Linked DNA regions of Homo sapiens: region 2 is linked to region 1. Evidence: chromatin contacts called from ENCODE Hi-C or POLR2A ChIA-PET data. All regions are on one chromosome and are shown on one strand. Each heading gives the region's core, a stretch centred on a gene start or an enhancer-like site at or near the end of the contact. The rest is flanking DNA. Distances are from core to core; before and after follow the strand shown. Region 1 has its middle 13 kb from the start of RETN. Region 2 holds the start of MAP2K7 (mitogen-activated protein kinase kinase 7).

The links. Hi-C counts contacts between places; a loop is a spot of excess contacts on that map. ChIA-PET counts read pairs that join two places held with the same protein, here RNA polymerase II (POLR2A). Pooled maps may share reads with other maps.
Region 2: a loop to region 1 is called in a map of heart left ventricle, with 2.4 times the contacts of the local background. The contact joins the promoter of MAP2K7 here to the enhancer-like site in region 1. A Hi-C loop is called at or near these places in 1 of 168 maps with a recorded cell type or tissue (heart left ventricle), 2 of 37 single-sample maps with no recorded cell type and 9 of 50 pooled maps. POLR2A ChIA-PET finds 5 or more read pairs at or near these places in 2 of 52 experiments (Panc1 and activated B cell).

The regions. Positions count from the first base shown.
Region 1 is chr19:7,653,379-7,659,094 of GRCh38, forward strand. No RefSeq gene overlaps it. Among named protein-coding and RNA genes, the nearest start is that of RETN, 13 kb to the right of the region's middle. RefSeq lists an enhancer at 4,774-4,893. Within about 2 kb of position 3,998, at least 11 of the 41 ENCODE cell types and tissues checked have a DNase peak (open chromatin) inside an H3K27ac peak, as active enhancers do.
Region 2 is chr19:7,899,994-7,905,509 of GRCh38, forward strand. It overlaps MAP2K7 (mitogen-activated protein kinase kinase 7), which reads left to right and starts at 3,884. Exons shown (of 11, transcript NM_145185.4): 1 at 3,884-4,075. The coding sequence starts at 3,952. LOC124904630 (a long non-coding RNA gene) reads right to left here and starts at 3,521. Exons shown (of 2, transcript XR_007067121.1): 1 at 3,428-3,521; 2 at 1,996-2,756. It overlaps LRRC8E (leucine rich repeat containing 8 VRAC subunit E), which reads left to right. Exons shown (of 3, transcript NM_025061.6): 3 at 1-2,023. The coding sequence ends at 920. RefSeq lists enhancers at 3,161-3,738, 4,387-4,926 and a silencer at 4,096-4,445.

The DNA of each region.
Region 1 (5,716 bases), core at 2,748-5,247:
ACGATTGATGGGTGGGTTTGGGGAATGTCCCTGGTCCCCAGTAACTCTCCACATAAAGATGTTAACAGGAGCTGGGCCCAGTGGCTCACGCCTGTAGTTCCCAGCACTTTGGGAGGCCAAGGCAGGAGGATCACTTAGGCCCAGGAGTTTGAGACCAGCCTGGGCAACATAGCAAAACCCTGTCTCTACTAAAAATAAAATAAAGACCGGGCACGGTGGCTCATACCTGTAATCCCAGCACTTTGGGAGGCTGAGATGGGCGGATCACTTGAGGTCAGGAGTTCAAGACCAGCCTGGCCAACATGATGAAACCCCGTCTCTACCAAAAAACCAAAAATTAACCAGGCGTGGTGGTGCACACCTGTTATCCCAGCTACTCAGGAAGCTGAGGTAGGAGAATAACTTGAATCCAGGAGGCGGAGGTTGCAGTGAGCTGAGATCATGCCATTGCACTCCAGCCTGGGTGACAGAGTAAGACTCTGTCTCAAAAAATAAATAAATAAAATACAACAAAATAAAATAATTAGCCAGATGTGGCAGCAATTGCTTGTAGTCCCAGCTACATGGGAGGCTGAGGTGGGAAGATCACTTGAGTCCAAGAGGTTGAGGCTGCACTGAGTTATGATCTCGGCACTGCACTCCAGTTTGGGCGATAGAGTGAGACCCTGTCTCATAAAAAATAAAAATAAAAAAGGAAAGAAAAGAAAAAAAGTCATTAGCAGCCATCAATTTTGTTGTTGTTATTGTTTGTTTGTTTGTTTTTGAGATAGAGTTTCGCTCTTGTTGCCCAGGCTGGAGTGCAGTGATGCAATCTTGGCTCACTGCAATCTCCACCTCCAGGGTTCAATCAATTCTCCTGCCTCAGCCTCCCAAGAAGCTGGGACTACAAGCATGAGCCACCATGCCAGGCTAATTTTTGTATTTTTAGTAGAGACGGGGTCTCACCATGGTGGCCAAGCTGGTCTTGAACTCCTGACCTCAAATGATTCACCTGCCTCATCCTCCTAAAGTGCTGGGATTACAGGCATCAGCCACCGTGCCTGGCCCGCCATCCATTTTTGATTCATTACTCTCTTGAGGATTATGTCCAACTTTATCATTCCTGCTACTGGAATTAGCTGTGGTTCTTCTGAAAAAGGCTTTCTGCTTCCCTCCGGAACTAGCTGGTTTGTACAGAAAGTGACAACGTGATACATTGACTTATGTATTATTTGTGGAATGCCTTGAGGCAAGCGGTTACATGAGCTCAGCAGAAGAGCCTGGAATGGGCACAGCCCTGAGGGTCACGTGTGGCTCCCTTGGAAGCATCTAGGGAGCACCCAGGAACGATTGGCTGCCATAGTAATTACTATCTAATTTATTAGATATAGTAAAAATAAATTTATTACTAATTATCACTAACGATTCTGATTACTGGGTGAGAACAATGGTGATCTCATGTATTTATGTGCATTACAGGGTGAGAGTTCTCCTTCCTGTGGCGTGCAGGAGATTCTAGAATAGAAACTCATTGAAAGAGTGAGAGGAAAACATTTGTGATCTTGAACCTGTTCCGCTTAAAAATACATGAGGGAGGCCGAGTGCGGTGGCTCACGCCTGTAATCCCAGCACTTTGGGAGGCCGAGTTGGGTGGATCACCTGAGGTCAGGAATTCGAGACCAGCCTGGCCAACACGGTGAAACCTCGTCACTACTAAAAATACAAAAATTAGCCAGGCATGGTGGCGGGCACCTGTAATCCCAGCTACTCGGGAGGCTGAGGCAGGAGAATCACTTGAACCCAGGGAGTGGAGGTTGCAGTGGGCCGAGATCATGCCACTGCACTCCAGCCTGGGTGGTACAGCAAGACTCTGTCTCAAAATAAGTAAATAGATAAATCGATTAATAAAAAATACATGAGAGGACGGGTGCAGTGGCTCATGCTGGTAATCCCAGCACTCTGGGAGGCCGAGGTGAAAGGATCATCTAAAGCTGGGAGTTTGAGACCAGCCTGGGCAATATAGCAAGACCCCTGCCTCTACAAAAAATGTAGCTGCACCTGGTGGCACACACCCAGCTACTTGGGAGGCTGAGGCAGGAAGATCACTTGAGTCTGGGAGGTGGAGGCTACAGTGAGCTGTGATTGCACCACTGCACTCCAGCCTGGGTGACAGAGCAAGACCTCATCTCCAAAAAAAACACAAATAACAAAAACGTGAGGGTCCAGAGAAATTAAAGCTGCGGGCTGGGCCAGCAGCAGTGGTGGTGGGATGGTGAAGCCAGCGACCCTAGCAGAGAAATCGGGGACAAAGGAATCAGTGCTGGAGACCTGCAGAGGAGGCGTCCTGGACCCAGACAGGAAAAGGAGGTGATGTAACTCAACGAAGCAAGGAAATCTCGTGGAAATGAGTAAGGTGACAAAGAGAGGCCACCCAGGGGGAGACCCAGACATTGAGGGTAGCTTCCCTTTTATTTTCTGTAAAGTTGCTCAAAAACCTTAAAACACAGTTGACCAACAGCTGCTGCCAAGAACATTGTGAAAAGGTTTCTGGGTAAGGAAATGGCCCTGCGAATGGGAAGGTTCCGCTCTGGTGGGATCAGAGATGAGGTGTCCAGGGCTGGGATAGGCAGGCCAGGATAGCAAAGCCCTGGCAGACAGAGGCTCCATTTTGGGTGTCCTTCATTCCCTTCTTTTTTTTTTGAGGCGGAGTCTCGCCCTGTTACCTAGGCTGGAGTGCAGTGGCGCGATCTCGGCTCGCTGCAGCCTCTGCCTCCCGGGTTCAAGTGATTCTCCTGCCTCAGCCTCCCAAGCAGCTGGCATTACAGGCATGTGCCACCACGCCCGGCTAATTTTTGTATTTTTAGCAGAGACAGGCTTTTTCCATGTTGCCTAGGCAAATCTCGAACTCCTAATCAAGCAGTCCACCCGCCCTCAGCCTCCTTCATTCACTTCTGAGATGATTCAGTTTCTGTCTCTGTTGGCAGCTGGGAAAGTTCTGAAAAAAGAATGAAGAGCAGTCCAGGCGTGGTGGCTCGCAACTGTAATCCCAGCACTTTGGGAGGCTGAGGTGGGCAGATCACCTGAGCTTGGGAGTTGGAGACCAGCCTGACCAAAAAGGTGAAACCTCACCTCTACTAAAAATACAAAAATTAGCTGGAAATGGTGGTGGATGTCTGTAATCCCAGCTACTCAGGAGGCTGAGGCAGGAGAATCGCTTGAGCCTGGGAGGCAGAGGTTGCAGTGAGCTGAGATTGTCCCACTGCCCTGCAGCTTGGGTGACAGAGTGAGACTCTGTCTCAAAAAAAAAAAAAAGAAAAAGAAAAAGTAAAGACAATGGCATCAGACAAATTCTGGCTCTGAAATCTAGGCTAGCTGGCCTGGTGACTTTTTTTTTTTTTTTTTCATAGAGATGGGGTCTTGCTATGTTGCCCAGGCCGGGTTTTGAATTTTTGGCCTCAAGCCATCCTCCTGCCTCAGCTTCCCAAAGTGCTGGGAATATAGGTGCCCCACTTTTTTTTTTTTTTTTTGAGACAGAGTCTCATTCTGTCACCCAGGCTGGAGTGCAGTGGCGCAATCTTGGCTCACTGCAAACTCCACCTCCCAGATTCAAGCGATTCTCCCACCTCAGCCTCCCGAGTAGCTGGGATTACAGGTGCCCACCATCACACCCAGCTAAGTTTTGTACTTTTGGTAGAGACAGGGTTTCACCATATTGGCCAGGTTGGCCTCGAACTCCTGACGCCAGATGATCTGCCCGCCTCGGCCTCCCAAAGTGCTAGGATTACAGACATAAGCCACCGTGCCCTGCCCTTTTTTTTTTTTTTTTAAGAGTCTCTGTCTGTCACTTAGGCTGGAGTGCAGTGGTGCAATCATAGCTCACTGCAGCCACAAACTCCCGGGCTGAAGCAATAGATCCTCCCCCTTCGGCCTCCTAAGTAGTGGCTGGGATTACACGGGCATGCCACCACACCCAGCTAATTTTTAAAAAGTTTTTGTAAAGACGGGGGTTTTCCTGTGTTGCCCAGGCTGAACTCAAACTCTTGAGCTCAACGGATCCTCCTGCCTTGGTCTCCCAAGGAGCTGGGATTATAGGCGTGAGCCACTGTGCCTGGCCCTGGTGACCTTTTGACAGTAGCCCCGCCTTCCCCAGCGTGGGTTTTGCCCTCTGTAATGTTGCGTAGGGCTGTTGCGATCACAGAAGGTGGTGGAGTGTGAGTACTTCTGGGGTACTTGCCGGAGGCTGGGGATTTGTGGAGGTGTGTGGCTCAGTTTTATTCCAGGAAACCGTGGCCAGACGGGCCTGTCAGCACCTTCCCTTTCATCTACAGTTCCTCAATTGGGGGGGTGTGAGTTGTTTCATAAGCCCCTCCCCCTCATTTCTTGCAGGAAAGTGGTAATGCAAAGAAACTTTTATTTTATCCACATCTATATTCTTTGTAACCTTTTAAAATAAGATACTTGGCCTGGCGCCTGTAACCCCAGCATTTTGGCAGGCTGAGGCAGGCAGATCACTTGAGTTCAGGAGTTCAAGACCAGCCTGGCCAACAGGGTGAAACCCCACCTCTACTAAAAATACAAAAATAAGCTGGGCACGGTGGCGCACGCCTGTAATCCCAGCACTTTTGGAGGCCAAGGCGGGCAGATCACCTGAGTTCGAGAGTTTGACACCAGCCTGACCAACGTGGAGAAACCCCCGTCTCTAATAAAAATACAAAGTTAGCCGGGCGTGGTGGCGCACGCCTGTGATCCCAGCTACTCGGGAGGCTGAGGCATGAGAATTGCTTGCACTCGGGAGGTGGAGGTTGCAGTGAGCCGAGAGGGTTAGGGTTAGGGTTCAGGAGGAAGGAAAAACCTAGGGTGTTTAGCCCCGGAAATCTCTCTTTTGATGTTCACTGCCTCGAGGTTCTTGCTACCTCTTGCTCCAAGTCACAGCCTGGCCCCAGCAGGTCATGCCAGAGCCCCCAGCCTGTCCTCTGCCAAGCGGTGGTCCTGGCAGCTGCTTAGACTCCCACTCCGAAGCTGGATCATCTGTAGATGGGAAGTGTTTGCATAAATGGGGCCAAGGAGTGCTCTCCAGCTCTTTGGTAAAGAAGCCTGACAGCCGCCAAGGCTTTTACTTTTATTTTCCATCCTTCACCCGGGAGGGGAAGCAAGTATCACTGTGTTCTGATTTGGCAGAGCCACCTGTCATTGCAACTTGTCACCAGGGCAACAAGTCACCATCTTAGTAAGGCAGCCAATGAGAAGCATGGGTTTCCTCTGGTGGTCGGTTTCACAGAACGGCAACAGTTTCTAGGCATCCGAGTGATACCAGAACTCTTTGTTCAAATAAGGCTTCAAGGACAGATGTATAGTGACAGAGAGGAGAACAAGCTGGTAGCAATTATGAATTTTCACAAGGAAAACTAGTTGTGGGGAGCAGAAAAATCCTCTCTGTGGCTTCAGGAACAAAGAGGCCATTTCCCTTGGGTCTTTAGGAAACCCCTTTTTTCCAACTATAATTTATTTTATTATTATTTTTTGAGATGGAGTTTCGCTCTTGTTGCCCAGGTTGGAGCACAATGGTGCGATCTCGGCTCACTGCAACCTCTGCCTCCCGGGTTCAAGCGATTCTCCTGTCTTAGCCTCCCGATTAGCTGGGATTACAGGCGTCTGCCACAATGTCCGGCTGATTTTTGTATTTTTAGTTGAGACAGGGTTTCAGCATGTTGGCCAGGCTGGTCTGGAACTCCTGACC
Region 2 (5,516 bases), core at 2,634-5,133, 250 kb after region 1:
TCAAATGCGAGGAGCTCCGCGAGGTGCCGCTTTGGGTGTTTGGGCTGCGGGGCTTGGAGGAGCTGCACCTGGAGGGGCTTTTCCCCCAGGAGCTAGCTCGGGCAGCCACCCTGGAGAGCCTCCGGGAGCTGAAGCAGCTCAAGGTGTTGTCCCTCCGGAGCAACGCCGGGAAGGTGCCAGCCAGTGTGACCGACGTTGCTGGCCACCTGCAGAGGCTCAGCCTGCACAACGATGGGGCCCGTCTGGTTGCCCTGAACAGCCTCAAGAAGCTGGCGGCATTGCGGGAGCTGGAGCTGGTGGCCTGCGGGCTGGAGCGCATCCCCCATGCAGTGTTCAGCCTGGGTGCGCTGCAGGAACTTGACCTCAAGGACAACCACCTGCGCTCCATCGAGGAAATCCTCAGCTTCCAGCACTGCCGGAAGCTGGTCACGCTCAGGCTGTGGCACAACCAGATCGCCTACGTCCCTGAGCACGTGCGGAAGCTCAGGAGCCTGGAGCAGCTCTACCTCAGCTACAACAAGCTGGAGACCCTGCCCTCCCAGCTCGGCCTGTGCTCAGGCCTCCGTCTGCTGGATGTGTCCCACAATGGGCTACACTCCCTGCCACCCGAGGTGGGCCTCCTGCAGAACCTACAGCACCTGGCCCTCTCCTACAATGCCCTGGAGGCCCTGCCCGAAGAGCTCTTCTTCTGCCGCAAGCTGCGGACGTTGCTTCTGGGCGACAACCAGCTGAGCCAGCTCTCGCCCCACGTGGGTGCCCTCAGAGCCCTCAGCCGCCTGGAGCTCAAAGGCAACCGCTTAGAGGCGCTGCCAGAAGAACTTGGCAACTGTGGGGGGCTCAAGAAGGCGGGGCTCCTGGTGGAAGACACGCTTTACCAGGGTCTGCCGGCAGAAGTGCGGGACAAGATGGAGGAGGAATGAAGCTGGGGTGGGGCCGTTTTAGGTAGAGCCTTAAAAATGCTTCTGCCCTGGAATCTCAACCATTGTCTTCCAAGATAGGAAGCCAAGTGGGTCCAGGCCAGGAGATGGGGGGGGCGGGGGCAGCTGTGTCATCTTTCTGGGGCCCAGGAGGATCTGGGCTGGTTTGTCTGGGGAGACAGACAGGATGTTGTGGAGCTGGGGTGGAACCTGGTATGGAGGGATTAACTCAGTCATGGCATTCTCCGACCAAAACCACACCTGTGTCTCTGGCAGGCTGGCTGGCCTTGCTCCCATCCCTAGAACTGCTGCCTCTCCCTGGATATTCCAGCTCAATTAGTGCCACATATGGGGGAAACGACACATCCCAGTGGGATTTCCAACACTCCCCCTCCCCATGCAACAAAGCAACTTACTTCTGGAGTTCTCTCCCAAGGAGAGGACACAGACACAGTTGTTTGCTGTGTTATATGTTAGCTCCGAACAATGGTTCTCATTTGGCTAAGCATCAAAATCACCTAGGGAGTCGGTGCAAAACAAAATATCCCAGTCCCCTCCCCTGAAACACTGACTCAGGAGGTTTGGTTGGGGGCCAGGAGTCTGTTCCTAAATATTCCAGGTAGTTCTGGTGCAGGTAAGTGGCCCTGAGACAGTATGTTGGGAAATGCTGACGTAAAGGTATCAGGGCCGGGCGCTGTGGCTCATGACTATAATCCCAGCTGTTTGAGAGGCCAATGCAGGAGGATGGTTGAGCTCAGGAGTTCGAGATCAGCCTGGGTAACATAGCGAGACCCCACCTCTGCCAAAAAAAAAAAAAATAGGGTATCCAAATATCTAGATTCTGATCCCTTTTGAGGTCCTAGACCCTTTGAGAAACTGATGAAGCCAGGCACCTCCTTCCTCAGGAAAATGCTGGTGTACAAATACACACAAAGCTCTTCAGGCAGCTGATAGATTTCCCCCAGAGAGCTATTCAAGGACTTCCTAAGGTGGGTGGACTGCAGGGTTAGGACACCTGCTATAGAGGTGACATTTTTCCAAGGACAAGCAGGGACTTTGGTCTTGACTGTTCTCTGGGTGCTTAATAAATAATACTAATTATGCAAGTTCTAGTTTTGATCTCTTATGTGCACTCCTGTCATTGTCTAACACCGTCCATTAGGGCCAGACATAGTGGCTCATGCTTGTAATCCCAGCGCTTTGGGAGGCTCAGGTGGGAGGATCGCTTGAGCTCAAGAGCTTGAGACCAAACTGGGCAACATAGTGAGATCTCATCTCTACAAAAACATACAAAAAAAAGTTGGCCAGGTGTGCTGATGTGTGCCTGAGGTCCCAGCTACTAGGCAAGCAGAGGCAGGAGGATTGCTTGAGCCCAGGACCCAGGAGGTTGAGGCTGCAGTGAGCTGTGATCACACCACTCCACTCCAGCCTGAGCAACAGAACAAGACCCTGTTTTTCTTTCTTTTTTTTTTTTTTGAGACGGAGTCTGGCTCTGTCACCCAGGCTGGAGTGCAGTGGCGCAATCTTGGCTCACTGCAACCTCCGCCTCCTGGGTTCAAGCAATTCTCTGCCTCAGCCTCCCAAGTAGCTGGAATTACAGGCGCCTGCCACCATGCCCGGCTAATTTTCGTATTTCTAGTAGACACGGGGTTTCACCATCTTGGCCAGGCTGGTCCTCTCCTGACTTCGTGATCCATCCGCCTCGGCCTCCCAAAGTGCTGGGATTACAGGCGTGAACCACCATGCCCGTAACCTTTTATTTCATGTGACCAAGTAACACCCGTGTGCCAGAATCAAGGATGAGTCTCATGTTCTCAGAGCAGAGGCACAGAAGGCTGCCTGGAAGACGGAAAGGTAAAGACCTCAGCTATAACTCTACACTTGTGTGTGCTCCACCCACAAATCGTCACCAGAGGAGTTCCGACAAGCCGGTAACTCTCATCCCAAAGTGTTCCCTCGTTGGACCAGAAGCTGGAAGGGCACTTGGCAGAGTCTGCCTGGCCCTGGCCACCTCCCGGGTGTCCGCAAAATCAGAACTTCCTTCTCGCATCTAAGAGCAGAGGGAAGCCGCTCTTGGGGGGATCCCTGGGTTCCAGATGGGACATTTCCCCAGCACCCGTCGGACCACTTAAAGGAGTGGTTTAGGCTGCCGGGGGCCCAAGCACTGGCACCTAACCCCAGCGCCCCTCCTCAGATAGGAATTCTCCACGTCCAGGCGCTGGGCTCACGTTCCGGGTGCGAGAGAGATAAGGGGGGTGTCTTGAGGTTCTATGTGGGTCTGGCCAACAACTCTGGCCTTGACCTTGGCCCCGTCGCCGAGGGCAGGGGTCACACCGCTGGGTTCCCATGGCCGTCCCCTCCCCCCTGGCTTCGGCCAACTCTGAGCCTGCTGGGGCTGGCAAGAAGGGAAAGGGCTCTCGACGGAGCCTAATTACGGTGAGGAGGCGGCACCCCGCTGCCAGCAGGAGGCTAGGAGGTAATTAAGCACAAGAGGAATCCTAATAAAGCACCATCAGTGAGGAAGGCATTCCGAAGGGACGCCCAAGCCGACCGTGAAAAGCGAGGAGGCTGAGGCTGCACCGCCGTGGAGACCAGGGATCGACTGCCGCTTTGGGAACGAGGTTCCAGGAATGCGCATGCGCAAAAGCCACGCGGGCGAACACGGCTTCGCCTCGCTAAGCATGCGCGCCGTTTTCCCCGCCCACCGTCCTCAGAAGAATGGTGTTTCCTCGCAGCGCCTCTCTCAGGAGCGATCGGGAATTGGCGCATGCGCACTACGGTGGTGGTGGCGACGAAGGCGGGGGTTGCACGTTGCCTGCCTCGAGCTCTAGGTGGCGTCATCCTTCGGGCTGAGCCGAAGCACGCACGCGCGGAGGTTCGCACGCGGAGAAGGGCGGGTGCGCGCCGCGGGCATGCGCGGTGCGGGGCGAGACGGCGGCTCGACGGGGTCATCCGGGCGCAGGCGCAGTGCGGTGTTTGTCTGCCGGACTGACGGGCGGCCGGGCGGTGCGCGGCGGCGGTGGCGGCGGGGAAGATGGCGGCGTCCTCCCTGGAACAGAAGCTGTCCCGCCTGGAAGCAAAGCTGAAGCAGGAGAACCGGGAGGCCCGGCGGAGGATCGACCTCAACCTGGATATCAGCCCCCAGCGGCCCAGGCCCAGTAAGCACGGCGGCGTGGGGGAGGGGGCGGGCGGGCGGGGCGGGGCGCGCGCCGCGGGAGGCCCCGCCCCCACCACAAGGCCCCGCCCCCGCTTCCGGGGCGCTCGCTCTCCTCTCCGCCCCCCCCGCTGCGGGCTCGCGGGGCGAGGGTCACGGTGACCCGGGGGGCGTGGAGCCGGCGAGCTCCGGGGGGTTCGCACCCTCAGGGCTTGGGAGCCCAGTTCCCGGACCCAGGCGAGGCCCCCAGCTGATGACCCGCCCCCATCGCCGTGATCCTCTGGGTCGGGCTTCCCCGACTCCACGCGACAGTGACCACATCCAGGTCGCCCCGAAAACACAGACACGTCCCTGTTGACCTGATGCTACCACTCTCGTCATCTCAGGGACTGTCTGGCGCCCCCCTCCCCCGGCCTGGGGGCTTGTCAGCCCCGTGCAGCGACGATCTACGCACACGCGCACGCCTGGCTCGGGGACACCTGAGGTTACTTGACCACATAGAGCCCCTCCCCATCTCTTCTGACCCGAGGATTCTCCCTCTCGCTCTCCCTGTGACCGTGTCTGAGGTGGGGGGACGGGAGGGGGTCCCTTCTCCCCCTCTTGGCGACAGTGACCATGGCATTGGGCTCAGCAGACCCCCTCCCACATACACCAGGCCCCGCAAATCCCTGTGACCAGTTTCACTGCCACCATCTTGGTGAGCGTGTGGTGTCTGACCTCCAGAAATGCACATCGACCCCCAGCCAGCCCGGTGACTTTGTCACCTGTGTTCAAGTGATGGCTCCCCTTCCCTTCACACCCACACCCACCTGACCTGGGGACACCTGGGGCCAGTGTGACTCTAGGCCTGCTCCCGCCGCGCCCCAGCATACATCCACCTGCTTTCTGATCAGTCCCACCACCTCGGTACCTACCTCCCTGACACCTTGTCATCCTAGATCAGTACCTCTCGCTTCACACACACCTGGCCTGGGAACACTGACCATATCTAGTCTCCCGGCTTTTTCCCCAAGATCCTGGTCTCTAAATCCTCTGGGCTGGAGGAAATTAGATTTTCAAACCCTGTGAACACCACCCCTGACCCATGATCCTTTTTGTGTCTTTCTTGACCCAGTAAAATTCTCTCTTGTCTCCTCTGATGTGACCTTCGTAGTTTATTTAGTTCTCTCTATGGAGTCATTATGGCAGGCGAGAAAGGTACCCCCGTATCTGGGCACCCCACCCATTCCCTGGTCACCCAGCCTGACCTTCACAGCCTGACACCCTCCTGTCCCTCCCTCTCCTGACCTGAGTCAGCGTGGGTTCCTCCTTGGGGAGTCTCTTGGGGGTCCAGAGAAATCATGGAGGTGGGGATTCTGGTGCAGGACACTGCCTGAGACAAGAAGCCCAGCCAAGACACGGGTCCCTGCTAGCCCCTGGGGGCCGCCCTCCCTGGCCCCTGAGTG